Linked DNA regions of Homo sapiens: regions 2 and 3 are each linked to region 1. A link is a loop called in an ENCODE intact Hi-C map of the cell type or tissue named here. Cell type or tissue: PC-3. All regions are shown on one strand.

Region 1 (8,000 bases):
AAGAGACAAGATTTATATGTTATCTCTTGGTTTATCTATTAAAGGAAATTATAATTCTCATAGAAAACACTTACATAGAGAGTTAACATGTGCCAAGCACCGTGCTAAGTGCTATACCTATATGCACTTACGTATACTAAGACATTTATGCTATTTTAAGTTACAACAAAGAGATGTAAAATTATTTTCCCAGAGCTTCAAAATTATTAACTTGTAGAGGCAATTTTCAAACACAGATAGTCTAATACCAGACTTTAACAGTTAATCACGATTCTTTGCAGTCTCCTAAAATCTGATGCTTTCTGGTGTGATGCTTAAACATTTCTTAGTCATTGATTCCTACTCTCATTTACTAATTGACAGCATCATTCAGTTTGACAGCTGTGTGTCAAAATATTCACACAGCCTTTTTGTTTATTTGTGGTTATGTGTGCATGTGTGTGTAAGTCAAAGAAAATTAAAATAATTTTTGAATATAATTTTGCAATATCTTTAGAGATAATTATGGATAACTTGGAGTAAGTCAGGAATAAGCTTAGGAATCTCTTCTGTAGTATTTGTATCTGCACTTTTATTAACTTTTAGTTGAAAGTGAAAACAGCTGGCCACTTTGTTCTTTAATTCTTTACTCTTCTTCCTCCAAAGTTTCCTTCAACTTTTTATCAATGCCTGATATGGTTTGGCTGTGTCCCCACTCGAATCCCATCTCAAATTCCCATGAGTTGCAGGAGGGACCTGGTGGGAGGTAATTGAATCATGGGGGTGAGTCTTTCCCACGCTGTTCTTGTGATAGTGAATAAGTTCACGAGATCTGATGGTTTTAAAAATGAGAGTTTTCCTGCTCAAGCTCTCTCTCATTGCCTGCTGCCATCCATGTAAGACATGATTTGCACCTCCTTGTGGGTCACCATGATTGTGAGGCCTCCCCAGCCATGTGGAACTGTAAGTCAATTAAACCTCTTTCTTTTGTAAATTGCCCAGTCTCAGGTATGTCTTTATTAGCAGTGTGAGTGCGGATTAATACAGTAAATTGGTACCAGTAGAGTGGGACATTGATGAAAAGATACCCCAAAATGTGGAAGTGACTTTGAAACTGGGTAACATGCAGAGGTTGGAACAGTTTGGAGGGCTCAGAAGTAGATAGGAAAATGTGGAAAAATTTGGAACTCCCTAGAGACTTGTTGAGTGGCTTTGGCCAAAATGCTGATAATGATATGAACAAAGAAATCCAGGCTGAGGTGGTCTCAGAAGGAGATGAACTCATTGGGAACTGGAGCAAAAGTGACTCTTGTTATATTTTAGCAAAGAGACTGGTGGCACTTTGCCCCTGCCCTAGAGATTTGTGGAACTTTGAACTTGAAAGATGATTTAGGGTATTTGATGAAGAAATTTCTAAGCATCAAAGGATTCAAGAGGTGACTTGGGTGCTGCTAAAGGCATTCAGTTTTAAAAGGTAAACAGAGCATGAAAGTTTCGAAAATTTGCAGCCTGACAATGTGACAGAAAAGAAAATCCCATTTTCTAAGGAGAAATTCAAGCCAGCTTCAGAAATTTGTGTAAGTAACAAGGAGCTGAATGTTAATCCCCAAAACAATGAGGAAAATGTCTCCAGGCATGTCAGATGTCTTCATGGCAGCCCCTCCCATCACAGGCCCAATGGTGTAGGAAGAAAAAATAGTCTTCTGGGCTAGGCCCAGGGTTTCTGTGCTGTGTGCAGCCTAGGGACTCAGTGCCCTGTGTCCCAGCCACTCCAGCTGTGACTAAATAGGGCCAAGGTACAGCTCAGGCTGTGGCTTCAGAGGGTGCAAGCCCCAAGTCTTGGCAGCTTCCATGTGGTGTTGAGCCTGTGGGTGCACAGAAGTCAAATATTGAGGTTTGGAAACCTCTGCCTAGGTTTCAGAGGATGTACAGAAACACCTGGATGTCCAGGCAGAAGTTTGCTGCAGGGGCAGGGCACTCATGGGGAAACTCTGCTAGCGCAATGCAGAAGGGAAATGTGGGGTGGGCACCCCCACCCAGAGTCCCCACTGGGGCACTGCCTAGTAGAGCTGTGAGAAGAGGGCCACTTTCCTCCATACCCCAGAATGGTAGATCTGCTGATAGTTTGCATCATGTGCCTGGAAAAGCTGTAGACACTCAATGGCAGCCCATGAAAGCAGCCAGGAGGGAGGCTTTACCCTTTAAAACCATAGGTGCAGAGCTGCCCAAGACCATGGGAACCCACCTCTTGCATCAGCACGACCTGGATGTGAGACATGGAATCAAAGGAGATCATTTTGGAGAAGATTTGACTGCCCTGTTGGATTTCAGACTTGCATGGGGCCTGTAGCCCCTTTGTTTTGCCCAATTTTTCCCATTTGGAATGGCTGTATTTACCCAATGCCTGTACCCCCATTGTATCTAGGAAGTAACTAACTTGCTTTTGATTTTGCAAGCTCATAAGCAGAAGGAACTTGCCTTGACTTGGATGAGACTCTGGACTGTGGACTTTTTAGTTAATGCTGAAATGAATTAAGACTTAGGGAGACTGTTGGGAAGACACGATTAGTTTAGAGATGTGAGGACATGAGATTTTGGAGGGTCCAGGGGCAGAATGATATGGTTTGGCTATGTCCTCACCAAAATCTCATCTCAAATTCCCACATGTTTTGGGAAGGACCTGGTGGGAGGTAATTGAATCACTGAATCATCATTATCGTGAGAAAAGCAGGTCTTTCACATGCTTTTCTCCTGATAGTGAATAAGGCTCAAGAGATCTGATGGTTTTATAAGTGGGAGTTTCCCTGCACAACCTCTCTCTCTCTCTTTGCCTCCTGCCATTCATGTAAGACATGACTTACTCCTCTTTGCCTTCCACCATGATTGTGAGGCCTCCCTAGCCCTGTGGAACTGTAAGTCAATTAAACCTCTTTCTTTTGTAAATTGCCCAGTCTCAGGTATGTTTTTATCAGCAGCATGAAAACAGACTAATACAGTGCCTCTATTTCAAACCTGAGTGTGTGGGATTGAGATATATCTAGATAGTTGGTGATAATGCTGTAATTTGTTTAGTCATTCAGGTTCATCCTAATGAAGTATTGATAAGACAATAAGCGTTTATACTTTGGGCTGCGTTTGGGTCAGGGTTCAACAAAATAATGCTACTTATTCCATATTGGAGTTCATTTTTAGATTTCAATTCACTCTCAATTTTTGCTTAATTCCTGGTGGGGAGAATCATTTAAATCAATTTGATATGATTTAAGTCACAGCATGATTAAATCTTCATCAAAAAAGAGCTTTACCAACATAGTCATAACATATTATCATAATATTATCATAATAGTCATAAGATCATCAATGGCCATTTATTAGGCCTCCATTTAACATATAATATTGACTTAAATTACTACTATACTTTAGAGTTTGAGGGTGATGACAGAGTAAAATACTTGAATCAGCCTCTAAAACTGTGTACATATAGAGGTGTTTAATAAAGCCGTTCTGGGCAGTTTTTATTTCATAAGCCAGAAATAATTTAGCATTTTATTAAGATTTGTATTACTGAAAACTGTCAGGTACCCAAATGCTGAATGATTGATAGTGTTTCTCTACCCTCTAGTGGTCTGATGCAGAACTGAAAAGGCCAACACGAGAATCTTCAAGTACAATTGCCTGGGAATCCTGAGGTCTGGACAGCAACACCTGAATCTGAATCTCTTTTGGGTTGAATCATAAAAGAAAATAGTATGGAGAGATTTAAGGCCAGGCCTCTGGAGAAGGGTAATATAAGCATGGATTTTCATCTTTAAGCTGATTTCAAAACATGACAGATGGAGTGGAGGTGGTTTACAAAAACGTTTCCCCTTTACATGTCTTACTTATTCTGGAATACTGAAGGGTGAAGTACATTGAAACAAATAATCTCTCCCTGGATTTCTCATCAATGACATTATTGACATTGGGCGTGACAATGCTTTGTTGTGGAGGACCCCCTTGTGCATTATAGAATGTTTAGCAGCATCCCTGTCTTCTTACCCACTAGATAACAGGAACATCCTGCACCCCATCCCTAACTGTGATAATCAAAATGTCTCTAGCATGGAAAATATCTTCTTTGGAGGAAGAATTTCCCCCATTGAGAACCGTCTTGCTCTTAACGGTTCCTATTAGGTAGGTTGGAAATAATTTGCCAATAAAAATAATTATTTTATTGGCAGGGCGCGGTGGCTCATGCCTGTAATCCCAGCACTTTGGGAGGCCAAGGCAGGCAGATCACGAGGTCAGGAACTCGAGACCATCCTGGGGCTAGCACGGTGAAACCCCGTCTCTACTAAAAATACAAAAAAATTACCAGGGCTTGGTGGCATGCACCTATAATCCCAGCTACTCAGGAGGTTGAGGCAGGAGAATTGCTTGAACCCAGGAGGCAGAGGTTGCAGTGAGCCGAGATGGTGCCACTGCACTCCATCCTGAGAGACAGAGTGAGACTCCGTCTCAAAAATATATATATATTTTAATACTTAGCACTTGCTAATAATCCCTGTATTATTTAATTTAATCCTTATAAGAATCCTCAGGTGTAAGTCCTACACTAGTATTATCCCAGTCTTACAGATGAGGAAACGAGGACTCAGAGGAGTTGAGTAACTTTTGTGACATTGCATAGGCAAATGGTAGAGCCAGCATTAAAATCCAGGTAGTCTAGCTCTGAAATCTGCATTTCGAAACACTCTATCATAAGAGTGTCAACCTTTTTTTTTTTTTTTTTTTTTTTGAGACGGAGTCTCGCTCTGTCGCCCAGGCCGGACTGCGGACTGCAGTGGCACAATCTCTGCTCACTGCAAGCTCCGCTTCCCGGGTTCATGCCATTCTCCTGCCTCAGCCTCCCGAGTGTCAACCCTTTTAAATCTCTCAAATGGGATGAAAAAGAGCATTACTGATTTACAAGCAATAATAATCCATAGATTCCAATTTGCATAATTCTCTGGACTGACAATAAAACAGAAGGGAAAGACAGTGGAATGACCTTGTCAGAGGAAGATCCATTCATTTTCTTCATTTACTTATCGAATGCCTACTGTCTACACAGATACAGAAATGTATAAAACAAAGGTCCTGCCTTCTGAAGCTTACTTACATTGTTGCAATCAACAAGAAAATGAACAAAGTCATATATATGATATTTCATATAATAATATGCTATGGAGAAGATAGAACATGTTAAAGGGAATAGACAGGGCATGAGATGGAGCAAGAGTTCTGCTATTTTTATATAGGTCAGGGATGAAGGAATGAGAAAGTGACCAAGTGAAGATGTGATGGGGAAGTATTCCCAGTGGTGAGAATAACAAATGCAAAGGCCCTGAGGTAGGAGTATATTTGAAGTAGGAGCAAATTTGCTAGCGTGGCATGGGGAAGGCAAGTAGTCAATAGGATTGGAGTAGAGTTGAGTGAAGGGGAATAGAAGAAGATGAGGTTGAGAGGCAGTGGCAAACAGGCAGGAAGGGAACTGCAGATCTTGCAAGGCCTAGTAAGCCCTTGTAAGAACTTCAACTTTTACTCAGCATGAGATGAAAATGTATTGGAAAGAGAAATGCCATGCTCTGACTTAATTTTTCAAAAGATTATGCCAACCTTCTTTCCATGTTTGGAAAGTAGTTTTTCATACTGATTAAAATAATAAGTTCTGCAATCAGACTGAACTAATTCTAAATATCTCTAAAAAGTTCACTTTCTGTGGGTTTTGGGACAAGTAACTTGCCTTTGTCTTGATTTTCTTGTCTGAAAAGAAAAAGATGTGGCAGTACTCTAGTTTATTGAATCTAAGTGCCATCAGACAGGAGATGCACCATTATTTTACGTATCAATAAGAAAACAAAACATAACACTGCTAATGATGTACAAATCAGTCAAATCAGGCTCATGTACAAGTTAGTCAAATCAGTCTCTCTGAGTTTGGAAATGTCATTAATCTATTGCTGGGGACTTGGCAATTTTTCCTGCCTTCACTTGCATTGCTTGGCATGAAATAGACAATTATTTTGCATATATCCCTGCCTTTGCTTGAATTGCTTGTCATGTAATAGACAATTATTTTACATATGTCTAGAAACAAAATGAAGCACAACTTCATTTATTTATTGATGCTTTCATTTCTTAGTGCCCCATAAAGCATTTGGCTGTTGCTTTGGAAAAAAAGATGAAATTTCTTTCTTATAATGAGTATTTACTTTACTAATACCAAATTTAAAGTCACATCTTATGCTTGTCAAAAAACCTTTGGTTTAGTGTGAAATATTTTTAAACAGCAGCAATTAAACTCGGCATATACAGTGCCAATGATGTGCATAAGTCAACTGAAGTGACAGGAATATGAGTTTGCGCATTCATAGACAACAAGAGAATTACATCATGTCTGCCCTTTGGCCCATAGTGATTGTAAGGTGACATCAATCTTATATAAAAATATATATAGATAAAGACATGATGTATAGAAAATGATATGTATGTCTAAAATCTGTGTGTATGTGTGTTTTTGTTTCAGAATTGATAAAATATGTGGTAGTACCTGCGCTACAGAACAGAATTCACTTGGAAGTTCTTGGCATATAGTAAGCACTCAGTAACTGTCAGTTATCGCTCTCATCTCTATGAAGACTGTATTTGACATGACATCATCTCCATAAGATTCCTGAACTCAACTTTATTTCCTCTTTTTTCCTTTAACCCCAATTTTCTAATACCAATTAGTAAGGTGGCTTCCTCTCCTTCTGGACTTGCTACTCCCAGAAGGAAATTAAATTACAAGTCTCTAATTCCCTAGGCATTCCCTTGTAGCCAAAGTCATTAATCAGTGGCTCATATTTAAAAAAATTGCTCTAGGCCTCTGGAGACTCTTTCTATGGCATAATAGATTTTCATTTGTTTCTCATCCCCTGAGTAGCTTTTAATTCAGGATGGATATTTGCCCTGCAATTTCTTTTATTCCCTGGATAATTTGAAAAGCCAGGGGAACAGTGTCACTTTGTCTTATCCCTTCCCTCTTTATTAGTCAGTCTGTTCTAACAAAATGTTGGTTGGTCCACGCTTTTCATGGAATGTCATGGTTAACTGATAAGCTGCCCCCAAACTCGGTATCCTGGTTTAATGTTATAATCATAATGCCCTCTGAGATCACTTAGAGAAAAGCTGAGGGTAGCAACTCTGTGGATTCTTATTTACCTTATGCGTTTGACATCTGCAATGATGTGCTTCTTTACCACCTCCCTCATCAAATTAAACTAAGAATGAAAACAGATGGGCTGGGAAGCCAGTGGATCAAAAGAAGGACCTGGGGGAAGCTCAGCTTGGGGACCGGCTTGCTCTTTGCCCTCACTATTTGTCAACTGGGAATCTCCTGGGTGCTCAGCTGTGCTGGAATCTCAGGTAAGGCAAAGACTTTGTCAGTTTCTATCAGGCCCAAGTGCTTAACAAGATCTTAAGTCTACATATGGAGTTGCTGCTAGGTCTCCTAAAGCAGGTGATGTGTTCAGAATTACAGGCTGTATAAATGTCACAGAGTCAGTCGGGAGAGTACCCATTTGTGAGGAGAGGTGAGCAGTTGAAAACTCCTTTATATTTTAGTTAGTTGACCCCACTTACTTCATCTGGGTAGAGTGTAATGAAGCTGATTACTGGGTCCCTTTAAAATTATTGATTAAAATTTAAGGTAATCTATCTAAACTATACATTCCTGATTATTGATAGAACTCTAAGCAGTTTAATTCACTTGTTACTCACGCCTAGATTGGAATTTGTAAAGTGGCTAGTGTCCAGATACTTGTCCTAGAGGTCACTTAGGCTCTAATTGATTTTCCTGAAAGCTTTGAAACTATCTGCCATTTTAACTCTCAAACTTTTTTTGACAGTCATCTCCCGGTTGGCTCTCTCATTTGAGTGTGTTTTCATTGCATGTTATTATTTCTTTGTTTTATTATCCAAGTTCATATGAAAATGAACCCAAAGTATTATATTTTAGC
Region 2 (8,000 bases), 410 kb before region 1:
GTGCTAGGCTTTCTTTAAAATGTCAAGGAGTTGCCTGAGTGGCTCTGCTCTTATGGTATAGCCAAAAAGCCATTAAACCAGCTGGGCTGCTTTGTGTTGCTGGGTCAGGCTGACCCAGGCCATGCAAAGCCACTCTCAAACAAATTTTTCACGTATACCCCTAAAAATTCTATTAAACACTGACTTTTCTTCATCGTGGAATTAGAGTTCAATTGCACTCTACAAAATGCTGAGCCTTGTGACTGAATTTTTTTTTTGTGACCTTAAGGTAGTCAGCCTCTGTGTACACAGTTTAAATTATCTGTAAACATGCATGGCTGCTTAAATTAAGTATAAAACATGACTTGCTTTTGTAAAACACTTTGAGGCCCTGTGATATAAAATGCCAGAAGAGTGATAGGATTCTGTATATGAACAACCAATTGTTGTAATTGTTTCTTTTTTTTTTTTTTTTCCTGAAAAAATCTCTTGGGCCAGGTGCGGTGGCTCATGTTTGTAATCCCAGCACTTTGGAAGGCCGAGGTGGGCGGCTAATGATGTCAGGAGTTCGAGACTAGCCTGACCAACATGGTGAAATCCCGTCTCTACTAAAAATACAAAAATTTGCTGGGTGTGGTGGCGCGTGCCTATAATCCCAGCTACTCAGGAGGCTGAGGCAGTAGAATCGCTTGAACCTGGGAGGCGGAGGTTGTAGTGAGCCGAGATCATGTCAGTGCACTCCAGCCTGGGCAACAGGGCAAGACTCCGTCTCAAAAAAAAAAAAAAAAAAAAAACTCTTATAAAAAAGTCAAGGTTATGAAATTTTCTAGACAGGGAACAACTTTAGTATTATGAATAAATAATTGTTAAGTACCAAATTGTGTTTTAAAGACTCTACTTCAAATTAATAAATATGGATCCCTCACTAAGCCAAAGACTACTTAGTTCAAAACTTTCACACAGAATGGAATAGTCAGAATAGAAGTTGTGCTGTGTTCATTTATGATTAGTAAACTTTACTTTGAAATACTAAATTCAGTAGATTAAGTTTTTTTCAAAGCTTTAGGCAAATTTACATGCAGTTACTTGGGAAATATTTTAAAACTAAGAAATCTTTTTTTGAGGTCAGTATTAGGATTTAAGGAAAATAAACATCTTATTAAAATATGTAGAATAAATGGTATCTAAGTGAACTGATGAATTTTTCTTTCTCTGTTTGCAGTGACCATGAGTGTTTTATTTCTGAGTTTGAAACGAGATAACATTTTTATGATTTGTATTATGTTTTCTATGAGACTCATCTGAATTGCATAATCTCAATCTGCTGAGTAAAATAGTTTGGCCTTTTGCAAAAGCCACCCCTTTGCTAGCCTTAAGCGCTTCACTTGTTTGAAGGTGGGGAATCCTGCAGAGTCTTAGATCTTGGGTACCAGCTGACTAAATGTATAAATTACTAATTCCTACATGGATAGAGGGGGTGATAGCCATATTACTTTTAAAATAAATGAGAGAAGGAGGCCACATGAAAGAAGGCATGAAATATCAAATTCTCTCTATGTGAAATAGCCCCCTCCCGGGTTCTTCCTACTTATCTAACTACAGATCCTTCGTAGTACTCCTGGCCTAGGCACTCCATCTTAATTAAAAACATGAGAACAGTACCTCTCTCTCTTTTTTTTGATGGGAAAGAAGCCCAGTTTTTACACAAGGTATCTTGACCCTACCCATGTTGTGCTATAGCACATCACTAGTTCATGCTGACTTTATCTTCTTCAGACTGTCATGAGTTGGATTGCATTGTCCTGCCCCTAGACAAAACCAGACTTTCCTTCAGTGTGTGTGTGTGTGTGATATTTTTCTCCGGAGCAGCAGTTCCCTTCTTTCTTACACATTTTGATGAGAAGACAGTAGAGCCACTCTAAGCGATGGCGATAGCTCTTAATGACAGTAAAGCATCAAAATAGTTATTCTAGGAGAATTGCAGAATATTGTAAGCAGGGATTATAATTGGTTAAAAAGATTTTTTTAATAAAATAATGTTCTGATGGCTTTCAGTTTTTTATGGCCATTTTAGATTACCTTAACATATAAATTGCATATGAAATTCTGTATGATATTTAGCAGGAAGGAAAATGTCCTTTACCTTAACCAAATATTTATATAATAATATTTTGTGATAGTCTGACCATGATTCATTGTTGAAAAGTACAAGTGATCAATTTAAGTTTTTAAGTCTGAGATTGGGTTTTTATCTCAATCTTCTAATAAGGTTGAAAACATCACCATTTATGATTTTTTAAAATGACCACTTGTCTATCCATTTTGTATTCTACTTCTAACTGGGGTATATGTTTATACTGTTTCAGGCCTCAGTAAATGTTCATTACATGATGATAAAGTCTAACAGTTATACAAGACTGTTCTAAGTGTTTTATACAAATTAAGTTAATATTCCTAAAATCTCGGTGAAATAAGTACCACTATTATCCCATGAGAAATTGAGGTCTATGTTAGTTAAATCTTAAAGTTAGTAAGTGGCAGCAGTAGAATTTCAACCCAGGCACTCTGGTTCCATTCTGTGTTTTTAACCACTTTGATGTAATGCTTCAATATAAACAAAATTACATTTTATCCTGTTAACAGATATTAAAGTATCTGTGTGCTGGACGTTGTACTAGCTTTAGAGTATGCAGCAGTGAACAAGATGGGCATACTCCTTGCTCTTTAGAAGCTTGTAGTCTAGTGAAGGCTTATGGAATTTATTAGTAGAGGTTTTATGTTCGTGGACTCCTCAGTATCATGGACACAGAGAACCTCAATGGGGGATGTGGGATGGTACCTTTGAGGTCATACAGGCTAACCTTTACCTCATTCATTAGTCCCAGTTATATACCCTTGTTCAGCCATGGAGAACTTGGCCTCTCATAGGCAGCCCACTTCATTTCAAGGCAGCTCTAATTATTAACATATTCTTCCCTTTAATAAATATCAGGAGCTACAAGGTACTGTTAGTATTCCTGAGAGTTAGCTAGCAAAGAATTTAACCATATCACCCCCTCAGCATATTTTCTTTATGGAGAGGACTATAAATGTTACTTAGTAAGAACTTCCAGCTCTATTTAACTTATGTGGCAGCAACTTACGCAGTTAAATACTGTTAATTACATCAGGACTTGTTTCCCAACTTGTAGGTCAAGGATTTTTTTTAATGACAGGTGCTGACTCTACGTGATTTAGATTTCTTGAGCAGTTTCAATTTCAGATGGTGCAACTAGATTGTATTTTCTAGGTAAATAATTTTCTGTCTACACTAGGTGGCAGTAGATAAAAGAGAATAAAACGTATGCAAGCAGTCTCTGGACAGGGAGTCTTAAGATTAAAAGGAAAACAAGTCACTCTCACATTTCTGTTCTTTACCTCAACTCTGGACTTAGAGTTAATGGCAGGAGGCTGTGTTTGATTTCTGCTTTATGGGACAGCCAGGAAGAGATAACGGTTTTGGCTAGCTGAGCTGATTGCCCCTCATCCTTACCATGCACAGCTTTATTCCTTCTTTACTATAGCATTGCAGTTATATCTCCCCTTTAACACACTGGCTGGATAATTATAAAATGATTTTACTGTTTCTAAAACTACAGCCATACCCATCAAGCATGGTAAGTGCTTTAAAAATTATTCCACTCCTCTTATCACTGGCCAAGTCTTCATCACTACAGACCTGGATTAACGCTGTAGTGTCCTCACTGCCGTCCCTAATGTATTCATGACACTTTATGTGTCTGTCAGATTACTCTTTCAATTCAGCACATTGTAGCTTCCAACTTTCTGTGCCTTCCCAAATTCCTTCACCCTTCACAATTTGACCCTTGACAATCTTCTTTCTAACCCTGTGTGAAAGTATGTCAGCATTCTTCCACTATGCCATGAAGAATGCTCTTTTACTCATCTCCCTCTCTGTTTTTGTTTTCTAGATCTTTTATTAAAGAGCCGTCATATGCCGTGTTTCCTCCATAGGAAGTCTTTCTCACTGTCTAAGCCAAGCTTGTCCAGCCCACAGGTCACATGCTGGCTTTGAATCCAGCCCAACACAAATTCGTAAACTGTCTTAAAACATTATGAGATATTTTTGCAATTTTTTTTTTTTTAGCTCATCAGCTATCATTAATGTTAGTGTATTTTATGTGTGGCCCAAGACAATTCTTCCAATGTGGCCCAGGGAAAGCCAAAGATTGGACACTCCTGATAAGCGCTCAGTCAATAGTTTCTTCTTTAAGGTTCGTTAGTACACTTATTGGTACCATTCATTTGATATAAAACTCTGCTATCTTTGTTGCTCTTTGTTTACTTCTTTGTATTCATAATGTTTCAATTTTATTTTTAATTTTTATGTCTTTTCAAATTCTGAAATAGCCTCCCTCAAAGTTAGTCACCACTCTAGGTAATCATTCTGTTGCTTTTCTTTGTAACTTTATATATTTGAATCTATAATTATTGTTTAATTTTGAATGAGTTTGAACTTTATGTAAATGGAATTATATTGAATGTATATTTTCCGTAACTTACTTTTTAATTTAACATTAAAGTCCTGAGATTCATACATATGAATTCTGAATTCATGCATTCATAAATTGTTTTCACTGCTGTATTGCATTCCAGTGAATTTGTCACTGTAGTAATTCTTACAGCCTGTTTAACTGTTGATAGACACTTAGGGTACTTCCAATAGTTTTTTGGCCATTACAAACAATGCTGCTACAAACAGTGTTGGCGTCATTGAGCTTTCTAGTTTTTGCAGTCTAATAGGTATTAAGTGGTATTTTGCTTTAATTTCACTTTTCTCATTACGAATATTCTGAATATATTTATTTTCCATATACAGCACTCTGTTTTTGAGTTATTTATGATACAGTTTCTACTTATTTGAGCCTTTTTTAATGTTAACATAAGTTTTATTCTTTTCCATAAGGTCTTACTCTTTTTTGTATGTTTATTCTGATGTATTTTTAAACTTCTTTGATATTGTAAATGGTGTCCTTTAAAATTTTGCATTTTCTAACTGTGTGCTAGAATGCAGAAATGCAGTTGATTTCATATATTGATTTTGGGACTAACTTAAACTCTGACTATTCTAATGATTTAGCAATAAATTCTAGATAACATTATATATGAATGAGAATATTATTTCTTTCTAATTGTTATCTTAATACCTTTTATTTCCTTTTCTTACTGAACTGGCTAGGATTTTTTTCTTCATCTTTTGAGGTGGGTCATTTTATTTTATTTTTAATATTCCTTTTTAGGTAAATTACATTGATTTTCTAAAGTGAAAACCTTTTATTTCTGGGGTGAATTCAACCTTACCAAAATGATCTTTTCTTATACGTTGATAGAATTGGTAGGCTAACATTTAGCTTAAAATTTTTTTTATCCATAGTAATGAATATACCAATATATTTTAATTTTAGAATATATTAGAAAATGCCCTCCAGGTTTTTACAAATAGTATTTGGTTTCTTATGGTATGAAAATCTCATAATTTTTTTTTATGTATATACACAGATTAATCCAAAGCTTGAGGTAATCGATTTGCAGATCTCTACTCCCCCTGTTATGGATATCCTTTCTTTTGATTCTACCACAGTAAGTCGGGTTTTTTTTTTTTTTTTTGACACTTAAGTGGCATTTAATCATTTGGCATAATCCATTTTCCTTTAAAAAATGTTGGGGGAGGAGATAAAACGTGGCCTATGTAGCCTAACATTTTAGTATAGGAAAAACTTTATAGTCATATTTACAATGCATCTAAATAGTTTACCACAAGGGGGGAGCAGCAACAATTTCCAGGAAAGCTTTTTTTTTTTTTTTTTTTTATACTTTAAGTTTTAGGGTACATGTGCACAACGTGCAGGTTAGTTACATATGTATACATGTGCCATGTTGGTGTGCTGCACCCATTAACTCGTCATTTAACATTAGGTATATCTCCTAATGCTATCCCTCCCCCTGCCACCCCACCCCACAACAGGCCCTGGTGTGTGATGTTCCCCTTCCCAGGAAAGCTTTTACTTTGAGGTCCCTGAGCTCAGTCTAATCCATACCCACTGTCTCACGTATTAAGATGCCACCCAGGTAACATTTCACATGCTGTTGCAGAGCAGATTCCCTATTGTGTTATTTGTCCTTCAGAGGTGCTAAACTTACTTCTAGTCTTCTCATTAGAAGCTGTAAGAAAAACAGCACTGCCGTTGGTTAATCTCTTTTGATGGATTATCCATAAATTAAGAAGTATTTCTAATACTTACAATTTTGTTGATAGAAATTACATATATAAAATTTATTTATTCAGTGTTTTCAAAATTTTCAAAGATTAAGAATTTTAGCCTTTCCATTTAGGATTCTGCTAATTCTTTCCAAGGCAAATCACTGCCACAGTTGATCCTGCTAGTCAGTGCAAAACTAATCGTAAGAACAAATGGGAAGAACAGCGTGGTCTTTGACGACACTACTGCTATGATGTCAGTTTAGTTAAATATTTTGGGTACATTTTTAATTTGTAGCCAAAATAAAACCCTGACATTATGACATTACAAATTCTCTAATAGATCTCAAGAATAGTATTTATTGTAGAGGAATTCTACAGAGGACTAGTCCATTTTGAGTCTATCTTGTACCAGAAACCATTCTAATTATTCAAGGGTCCTTTCAGTGTTAATCCCATAGCAGAGAAGCCTCCTAGATCTCTCATTAGGAGTTTCAGTGACAAAAACGAAGTGAGGGTAACCAATGAGCTGATGGTTAAAGGGAATTCCAAGAATCACTGGTGACCACTAGGACTTCAAATCGATCTGTGTTCTTGTTTCTTACAGTATTCATGTTTATAACTCTAGCAGCATTGCTGCATTAATAATTTAAGAAATTAAAAATTAATGGGATGTCTACAACTTGCCACAGTGCTTGGCTTATAGTAGGTGTTCAGTACGTTTATGTTCAATGAATTACTCCAAATGCATGTTGTAGAAATTTACAAAATCTGATGAGTTAGGTTTTCCCCCTGTAGCGAGAAGGAGCAAACAGGAGGTTTATGAGATGTGCTGCCTCCTTGTGAGGTAGTCAGTAGACTAAAATTGCACATTTCTGGCCTAGAAAATATCATAGATCATTAAAAATCTTTGGTCCACCTTTTGAGACTCACTGTCTCTCCCAGTACCCTTCAAGTTTTGCAAAGCCTCATTACGTGAGGAATCCAGACAGTTTTGACAGACAGTGCTATTGAGGTGGGCATAACTGCCTCTTAGCAAGGGACAGCAGGATGTCCCTTGTAGTATAGATTGTACATATCTATTGTAGATCATATGTGTCTGTTGTAGTATACATCTATAATACAGGACCATAACTCGAGGAATATATGGGGTATGTGGGACTTTGAGAAGACAGTTCTGTATAACAAACACATGACATTTAATAGCTGTGCTACAAAACAGAATAATAAAATGGAAGAGTAAAATTATTATCCACAAAGGATAATATTAGGTTGAATTATATGAAATTGTCATTTTGTAGGCAAAAACAGTCTAATATCAATGACTTCACATGGTTTCACCCAATATATACGCATTAAAAGGAAGACTCCACTAGTATATAAAAATCCAGCAAACAAACAAACAAACAAAACACAGGAAAACAAAATCTTGTTTGCTATAAATTGGTTTGAGATTATGCTAATAAACTCCCATCTAGGTAGATTGTAATCTGGGACATAGCTGCTTGCTGCCAAGCAAGGTATAAGGACTTTATTTTAATAGTGCATTCTGAAGACATAGATTCTCATAAAGTAGTTAGACTTTTTAAAAGAATATCTCCAAAGGGCTTTTCTTTAAATTTTCAATGTGTATCTCTTTCTTTTAGTTCAATGATAGATAATTGGTTAGAAAACTAAAATAAAATTACTTTTTCAACTATTTACCTTTCCATTAATATAGTGGTAAATAAGCCTTAATTATAGTCTCCTCCCTACACTGACA
Region 3 (8,000 bases), 220 kb before region 1:
TTTGGTTTTTGTTACTGCATTATTAATTCACTTAGGATAATGGCCTCTAGCTGTGTTCATGTTGCTATGAAGAACATGATTTCATTCTTTTTTATGGCTGCGTAGTATTCCATGGCATATATGTACCACATTTTCTTTATCCAATCTACCGTTGATGACTGATAATTTTTTAAACGTTGATTTGTTCCTCAGCATTCTCATCATTTCTTCCAAATTTGTGCCATCTGAAACTCAATGTGCATTCTGTCTATATCTCTTTCTTGTTATTAATAAAAATGCAGAAGAAAACAGAAGCAATCACAGAGCTCAGAAGTATGGAGCTAGACAACTTGATTCAATTTGATGCCCTCTTGCTGCCTGTCTAATATCTATGGGTTTTTCTGATTCCTCTTTACTGGCCATCTGTGGTTTGGTGCATGTGGCCATTCTCTATACACTGGTTTTGATTTAATAGATGAAATATCATTATTGTGTTTAGACCTGTTCTAATTAGAGCTTCACTTAATTTGGTGGTTGGATAATAGAAAAGCCATCAGATGAGAAATCAAACTTCCTGAATTCTAGTCCTGGTTTTATAATTATCTGTATCATGTCATCTCTTGAACTCTCAAGTTCCTCACCTGGAAAAATAGAATAACACCTGCCCTACTTTAGGCGTTAGAGGATTGGTATCAGATTCCAGTGAAATGTGTATGTAGAGCCTCTATTGGCTCTAAGGAACAAATAAATGTTGACTATCCATGGTAGATTTTTCCCAGGTATTTTAAGATTCACATCTTTTGGCCTATTCTGAGGCCAAATGGTTTTAGTACCAACCAGAAGATGCTTAAAGCACCTACCTCTTTGAGGGTAGACTAGTCTGTCATCATTTCTTTGTTTCAGGACTCTTTTGTGGATCGGTATAGTACAAATACATTTTGTAAAAACTAAAGTAGTTAAAATACAGCTGCTCAAAAAATTCAGAGCTGACCTAAAATTATAAATCATTGACCTAGAGTATGTAGATTAAGTTTAGTTTCTTTAACCCAATATACTTAAGAAGGTAAGTCTGCTTCAGATCTTCTAAGCAAAACTGAAGACATATTTTAGAACATACCTCTCTATTAGCTGAGTAATCAATATATGGAATAAATACATTCTTAAAGCTTCCCGTAATGTGATTTTCTGAATACTTAAGGTTATTTTCCTACTGCTTTCTATTATAATATGTAATATATAGTCTTATGGAAGTTGTATGTTAAACCATCACACTGTAAATAAGCTTGCTGAGTCATTTATCCATGCAGGATAGAGTCTAGGCTTCCTAAATTGTGTGGTGCTGCAGGTACACACCAGGAAGACTTACAGGGCGTTAGGGTAGAGAAGGAAGGTGAAGCGAGAACTTGCACTTATTGGACACATCTACATGTCAGATCTTATGTGCTATTTAAATTCTCATTTAATTCTGACAACAATTCTGAGGTAGCCCAAATATAGCAGCTGAGAGGAGAGTATATATAACAGTTGGAAATGCCAATGTACTCAAAATCAGCTTCCTAAATTTTGAACCACTTCTGCTAATTCTATTTGTAGAAAATAGCATTGAATTTTTTTGAAAATTAAGATTAAAAAAAAAATCCTGCTTAGTGTTCAGGCGAAGGTAGTCACCTGGATAGTATACCAAGCTCATACCATCTGGTAGTTAATATTACTTTCTGTGGAGTTGTCATTATCATCCCAGTTTTTCAGATGAGGAAACTGAAGCCCAGAATGCTAAATACTTGTTCCACGTCATACAACTGGTCTGTATTGAAGATGAGATTCAAAGCTGTGTTGGACTTCTGAGTGATTATATTTTCACTCTGCTCTGAAAATGCTGAACTAGGAGACTGAGATTATCTTCTCTGCTCTTGGATACTAATATATGACCTTGTCAGTCACATAACTTCTCTAAATTCCAAGTTCCTTCACCATAGTAGGAGTATAATTTTAGCATGGATCAGATAAATACTCCTTTTCAGTCTTTGGAAAATCATGAAGTGCTATATAAATGTAAAGTAGTATTTTAAAAAAAAAGCCCTCTGAATCAAGAGTATATGTTAAATTCCTTATCTGATTTAGGATGTTTAGAATCCAACAGTGCTATCCAATAGGACATTCTGTGATGGTGGTGTGTTCTATATCTGCACTGTCCATTACAGTAGCCACTTGTCTGAAGTGGCTATTGAGCACTTGATGTGTAGCTACTGTGACCGAGGAACTAAAGTTTTAACTTCCCTGAGTTTTTAACTAATTTAAGTTTAAATTAAATTGCTACATATTGCTAGCGATTACTGTCTTGGACAGCGCAGAATGCTAGATGGTTTCACACAAACATATGGATTCTGAGCAATTAGATCATTGTCCTCTATTCCGTGCATGTCAATCATCCCTGCTGCTAGCGCTGGTAAACTGAAATGGGTGTTTAGTGTTCCCTTTGTCCTGATGTCTCCAAGCCATTTTAGATTTGTCAATTTAGTTTTCAGGAAACAGGATATTTTTTAATTTTCCTGACTCCAGGTGGACTTAATGAATACATCAATTAATTAATATTTGTTGAATGAATGCACGTAGTAGGTAGTTAGTACATGTTGTTACCCTCATCTCTGTTTGGGCCTTTCTTATCCTTATAAAATGGGAGCCATTGCAGGCTTACACTGAGGTTTAAAGGTGTCCAGTAAAACCTCAGCAAAGCCTCTGGCACAGCAGATCCTGTGTTAATGTGTGTTTCCCTTTTTCTTATCCTTGAGAGAAATTGTTGCTGGTAAAGAAAACAGCATTATATTCATGTAACTAGTCTGTGTGTCTAAGAGTCCATCACAGTTGGATCTTTTTGCCAGTTGTCATTCATTTCTTTGGTTCACACTTTGTAAGTTTAGCTCATCAGTTGGGATGATCTTTCATTGTGCAACTTAGTTTGCCGTTTGTCTTTGTGATTCTTAAAAATATCAAATGAGAAGGAATATTCTCTTCCCTCCACAGTGCTATCTTCCCCTACCCAATAAGTAACTCATATAAAAATATATTTAAGTGGGGGAAATCTTAATTTCTGTAAATATAAAGAGCCCAACTGCTTTCACATTTCTAAAGACCATATGATTTTTAAAAAATACATTTTATAGTTAACTGGAAGAGGCGGCTACCTTTCCCCCCCTCATCCTCTCAGTGTTTGGGAAGTTGTGAATCAGCAGAGGTATAAATCTCCAGAAAAAACTTATATTCGGAAGTGGCTCTAGACATTCTTAGCTTTGTGACTCAGGAGGACATTTTTCTTCAGCATTATAGTTTTAACCACTTACTTTCTGCAAATGAAAAAGAGAAAACTGTACTAACTGAAGTGCAAACATACTTTTAAAAAGGGCGTCTTTGACCTTCAGTCCAAATAGGCTGTCCTTAATAATTTATGGAAATTCTTGTTCCATTGATATAGAAGGTAATGCTTTGATTGTATCCGGCTGACTAAAGAACAGTACATCTGCTTTATTCTAACTGATGTTTGGGAAGAGAACAAATTTTTCAGAGAACCTGAAGTCCTTAGGGCTAATTTTGCCTTTGATCTTATCACTTTGCTTTTTCTTTTTAACTCAAGGTTACTCTTAAATTCAGGTCCTCCTTTTTCCTTAGAAAGACCCTGTAATAATTTTCAAAGTGAGAGCATAAGTAATTTTTCAAAAGTTCATCATTATGAGAGCAACTTTAAAACGTTATGAAAGAAAATTAAAAATATTTTTTTCATATTTCCTCCACCCTGACAAAGCAATTTTTATTTTAGTTCAGGCATTATTAACACAATTGAGCACAGCAATAAATTAGTCACTCCGTTTTAAATTAGTTTTTTAGTGAAGAGAAAAAAAGGAGAAGTTATAGTAGTAAGCCACAATAGTTCTTTTCACAAAGAGAATCTTTAAGAATAGATTAGCATTGGCCAGGCGCGGTGTCTCACGCCTGTAATCCCAGCACTTTGGGAGGCCAAGGCGGGTGGATCACGAGGTCAGGAGTTCGAGACCAGCCTGGCCAACACAGTGAAACCCTGTCTCTACTAAAAATACAAAAAGTAACCGGGCGTGGTGGCAGGTGCCTGTAATCCCAGCCACTTGGAAGGCTGAGGCAAGAGAATCGCTTGAACCCGGGAGGCGGAAGTTGCAGTGAGCAGAGATCGCGCCATTGCACTCCAGCCTGGATGACAAAGCAAGACTCCGTCTCAAAAAAACAAAACAAAAAAAGAATAGATTAGAATTAGATTAGAATACCTACAATTAGGAATCTAAAAGTTGCCATCACATAAGATTATTTTAGGTCGGGTGTGGTGGATCACGCTTGCAATCCCAGCACTTCGGGAGGCCGAGGCAGACAAATCACTTGAGGTCAAGAGATCAAGACCAGCCTGGTCAACATGGTGAAACCCCATCTCTGCTAAAAATACAAAAATTAGTCAGGCAGGGTAGCATGGCATGTGCCTATAATCCCAGCTACTGGGGAGGCTGAGACAGGAGAATCACTTGAACCCGGGAGGCGGAGGTTGCAATGAGCTGAGATCGCACCACTGCACTCCAGCCTGGGTGACAGTGGGGGACTCTTGTCTCAAAAAAAAAAAAAAAAAGATTATTTTAACACACAAGCTTGCTGGAAGTTTTAATGAGTCATTATGATCTATGAGTATAAAGGAGAGAACATTAGAATAGATATCAGGAGAAGTGGATTTTTGTCTGAGCTCTAAAGTATTACGATGCAAAGGATTCTATTTTGTACCTTTCTTTAGAAATATATATGTGGACTTTTGTATATGGATATAATAGTGCAAGGGGCCTCTTGTCATGCTCTTGGGATTGTGCTATAGTATTGCTAATGTTGTTCCTATCCACCTACATGTTCTCTTACGTGTTTTTCATTGAAGCCAAGGGCAGGCATTTCTCTTTCCTTCGGGGGATGAGGTGTACTAAGTGTGAGCATGTTAACTTTGATCCCTCTGGCTTATCAACTGAATGAATGATATAGCAAGTGCGATTGCCACAGAGTTTGTACCCAATAATGGCCCCAAAGGGTTACACATGGCTGCTCCTTGACCCAGTAAAAGGCAGTTATAAAAATTCATCAGGCAATTGGAAGCTGTTAAAAGTCATTTCTCAATGAGTCATTTGTCACTGTTAACAAGATGAGTTAGGGACAAGTGAAAAATGTTTGTTATTTTTACAGCAACTACATTTTTTTTTTTTTTTTGAGATGGAGTCTCGCTCTGTCACCCAGGCTGGAGTGCAGTGGCATGATCTCGGCTCACTGCAACCTCTGCCTCCCGGGTTCAAGCAATTCTCTGCCTCAGCCTCTCAAGTAGCTGAGGTTACAGAGGCCTGCCACCACACCTGGATAATTTTTTTTGGCATTTTTAGTAGACAAGGAGTTTCACTATCTTGGCCAGGCTGGTCTTGAACCCCTGACCTCGTGATCCACCTGCCTTGGCCTCCCAAAGTGCTGGGAATACAGGCGTAAGCCACTGCGCCCGGCCTACAGCAACTAAATTTTAACAGATGAGCAAAAAGTTGTCATTCAGCACTTGAGAACAGCGGTTGTGTTATTTCAAAGCTAACAATTCTTGCTTCCTTTAGGAGTGCTTATGAATGCCTATCATTCAAATATCTTTCTAGTTACAGTTCCCCAAAGCTTATGTGGAAAACCAACCTTTGCTATTTATGTGCAGCTGGAAAATGGAGGATGTAAGAGTAGAGCCCAGAGAAGTCTTGCCTGGATTTTGTTCTTTGCACAAGTTCTTTAACCTTTCTGGGCATCACTTTCTTCATCTGTAAAATGAAGCAGTTTTTAGATAATCCCTTAAGATCACTTCTGCTCTAAATTTCTGTAACTTATGAAACCAATGGCCTTAAGAAAGTGGTAAAATCTCAATGTCTTCCTGTTGATCTTGAAATCAGGGGAAAGGGCATTTGTTTGTAATATACTTTAATCAAAAAATAATATCTCTAAACTACTGAATTGTAATATACTTGTTCTAGGCTTTGTGATACATAAATTACACGCTCCTCATTCCTGCCTGATATGCATATTAAATTCACCTTAATTAGCAATTTAGTTTAAAAGCTTTTATTAGATAATTGCTCACAGTTTCAAGTCCTTATCTATGGGAAGGCTATTGACCTGTTTTCTATTGGAAATAAATCTTGTATATAAGCTTTTGGTAATGATGAGATTCCGAGTCTATAGACATGTAGTATTCTAAAGAAGGTACAACCCTTTTCTTCCTCCCAACACCACTCTTACCACATGAATAAATATATTCTTCCAGTTTAATACTCTAGAAATCTTGTTTTATTTTCTTTAAAAGGTATTGGATTGAAGTTTCTGAGGAAGCCACTGGTTGTATGCTGTGGTGCTATAACAGTTATTTGTTACATTTAGTTCCGTGGTGAATGGATAAGAGATAATTCCACTATATTTAAAAAGGTAGTTTATTTGCCAGGTTTTATGTGTTTGTACAATTATGAAGGGGTTTTCAGCATTGAGATAATGCATCCAACAGTTAAAATTATTATAGACAGCTTTGTCATATCTATAGTTGTACATAAGCCAAGATCCCCTTGGAGATGGCCAGACAGCCAGACACTACCATGTTGGCTGAACAAACGTTTTGTGCTTTCTCCGAAATGGCTGGTTACTAGGAAATATTGAGACTGCTCTATCACTTGCAAGATAAACTGTGGCGGGAGAGTTATCAGGTTAATAAACAAAGGTCTCAGATACAGGCCCTGAGATGAAAGGTTAAGAGGCAGGACTTACGTAGCAAGTTTACTTGGTTATAACACTCAGGTCTGTTAAAGAAAACCATTCTTGTGTAGTATTTAAGATCACAGGTTATGCTAAGTGCTGTGCCCTGGAGGACAATACCTTTTATTGATTAGCATTTATTTTGACCTTGAATAAGCAGATCATGTATGTGGGCAATTCTAGACCATGTCATCATTGGTAAATGAAATTGTGATTTTCATAAGTACTTCATTAGTTCTTCCTCCCAAAGCCCTAAACCTTCCTCGGTCAAGTTTCATATGCTATCTTAGTTTCTGTGTGGGGAACGAAAACCTTCCTAAATATTGAGAAATTTTTAAAAAACTTCTAACAGAAATCTGTCCTACTTTAGCAGAAATCCCTATTGTCTCTCTTAAGAGCTTAAGGATCTACAACACTATAACATTATTTTTTATTTTTGGTGGAGGGCGTCTCCTCATCCCCTACCTTGATTTTTTAAAAAAGGGTGATAACTTTTGAAATGATATCTATGTCTCTAAATAGTTAAGAAGTTGCCTCCCATTCAGGTATTTCCCCCCATCTCTGAGAACTGGGAATTGGCTGCTCTGGCTGCTAGATTGGAACTGGCAATTTCTACATTTCTTCTTAATCTTCCACTGCAGTGTATCAAGGATGCACACAGTATTACTAAGACCAACATTCAACCTTTGTAACTGCAAACATAAGGACAATTTATACATCTGCTAATTGCGGTTTCCTTTTGTCAACACACCTATCAGTGTGTATCCATTGTAGAAGCCAGATAGAACAACAGCCCCAGTTTTGCATAATGAATTTCTTGTTAATTAAAAAAAGACCTAATTTGATTAACACAAATTTATTACATTCCAGAGTTTCAGGAACCTAATTTTTGCAAAAAGCTAGGTATAAGGAATAGTTTTGGGCATTAAGCTGTCTATTGTTCAGAGTTTAATTAGTGGTCAACCATGTTTTGAACATCTGCTCTTTCTGTGTGGTCTAAAGGAGGCAGATGCTATCCCAGATTGGCAGATGAGGAGTCAGATACAAACATGTCAGGTGATCTGTTTGAGCTCACCAAATATTGATGGTATTGTGCTCCTTTCCTTTCCCCAGCCTCCCTTGCAGTTAGGTTGAAACCATATGAACGGTTTTCATTAGGCTGGTGAAATGTGAGCAGAAGTACCATGTGTGTTGCTTTTGTGCTAGGACAT

Evidence for each region. Hi-C counts contacts between places; a loop is a spot of excess contacts. Peaks named below come from ENCODE experiments on the same cell type or tissue, not always from the same donor. Only the 100,000 strongest peaks of a DNase experiment are listed, where the experiment ranks them.
Region 2: a loop joins it to region 1, with 13 times the contacts of the local background. A loop is called at or near these places in 103 of 110 quality-filtered maps.
Region 3: it touches region 1 in a loop (4-fold over the local background); 4 of 110 quality-filtered maps call a loop at or near these places.

The regions. Positions count from the first base shown.
Region 1 is chr12:89,046,869-89,054,868 of GRCh38, reverse strand. No RefSeq gene overlaps it. Among named protein-coding and RNA genes, the nearest start is that of LINC02458, 31 kb to the right of the region's middle. In PC-3, CTCF peaks have their summits at 3,394 and 3,594 (motif pointing left); a DNase peak (open chromatin) is centred at 3,618.
Region 2 is chr12:89,457,257-89,465,256 of GRCh38, reverse strand. All of the region lies in intron 9 of POC1B-DUSP6 (POC1B-DUSP6 readthrough), which reads left to right. It overlaps POC1B (POC1 centriolar protein B), which reads left to right. Exons shown (of 12, transcript NM_172240.3): 10 at 5,539-5,619. Among named protein-coding and RNA genes, the nearest start is that of GALNT4, 64 kb to the left of the region's middle. In PC-3, CTCF peaks have their summits at 3,289 (motif pointing right) and 5,778 (motif pointing right); a DNase peak (open chromatin) is centred at 3,316; H3K4me3 peaks cover 289 bases; H3K27ac peaks cover 344 bases.
Region 3 is chr12:89,262,868-89,270,867 of GRCh38, reverse strand. No RefSeq gene overlaps it. Among named protein-coding and RNA genes, the nearest start is that of DUSP6, 86 kb to the left of the region's middle. RefSeq lists a silencer at 6,670-6,870. In PC-3, no CTCF peak of the experiment used is centred here; no DNase peak of the experiment used is centred here; H3K27ac peaks cover 606 bases.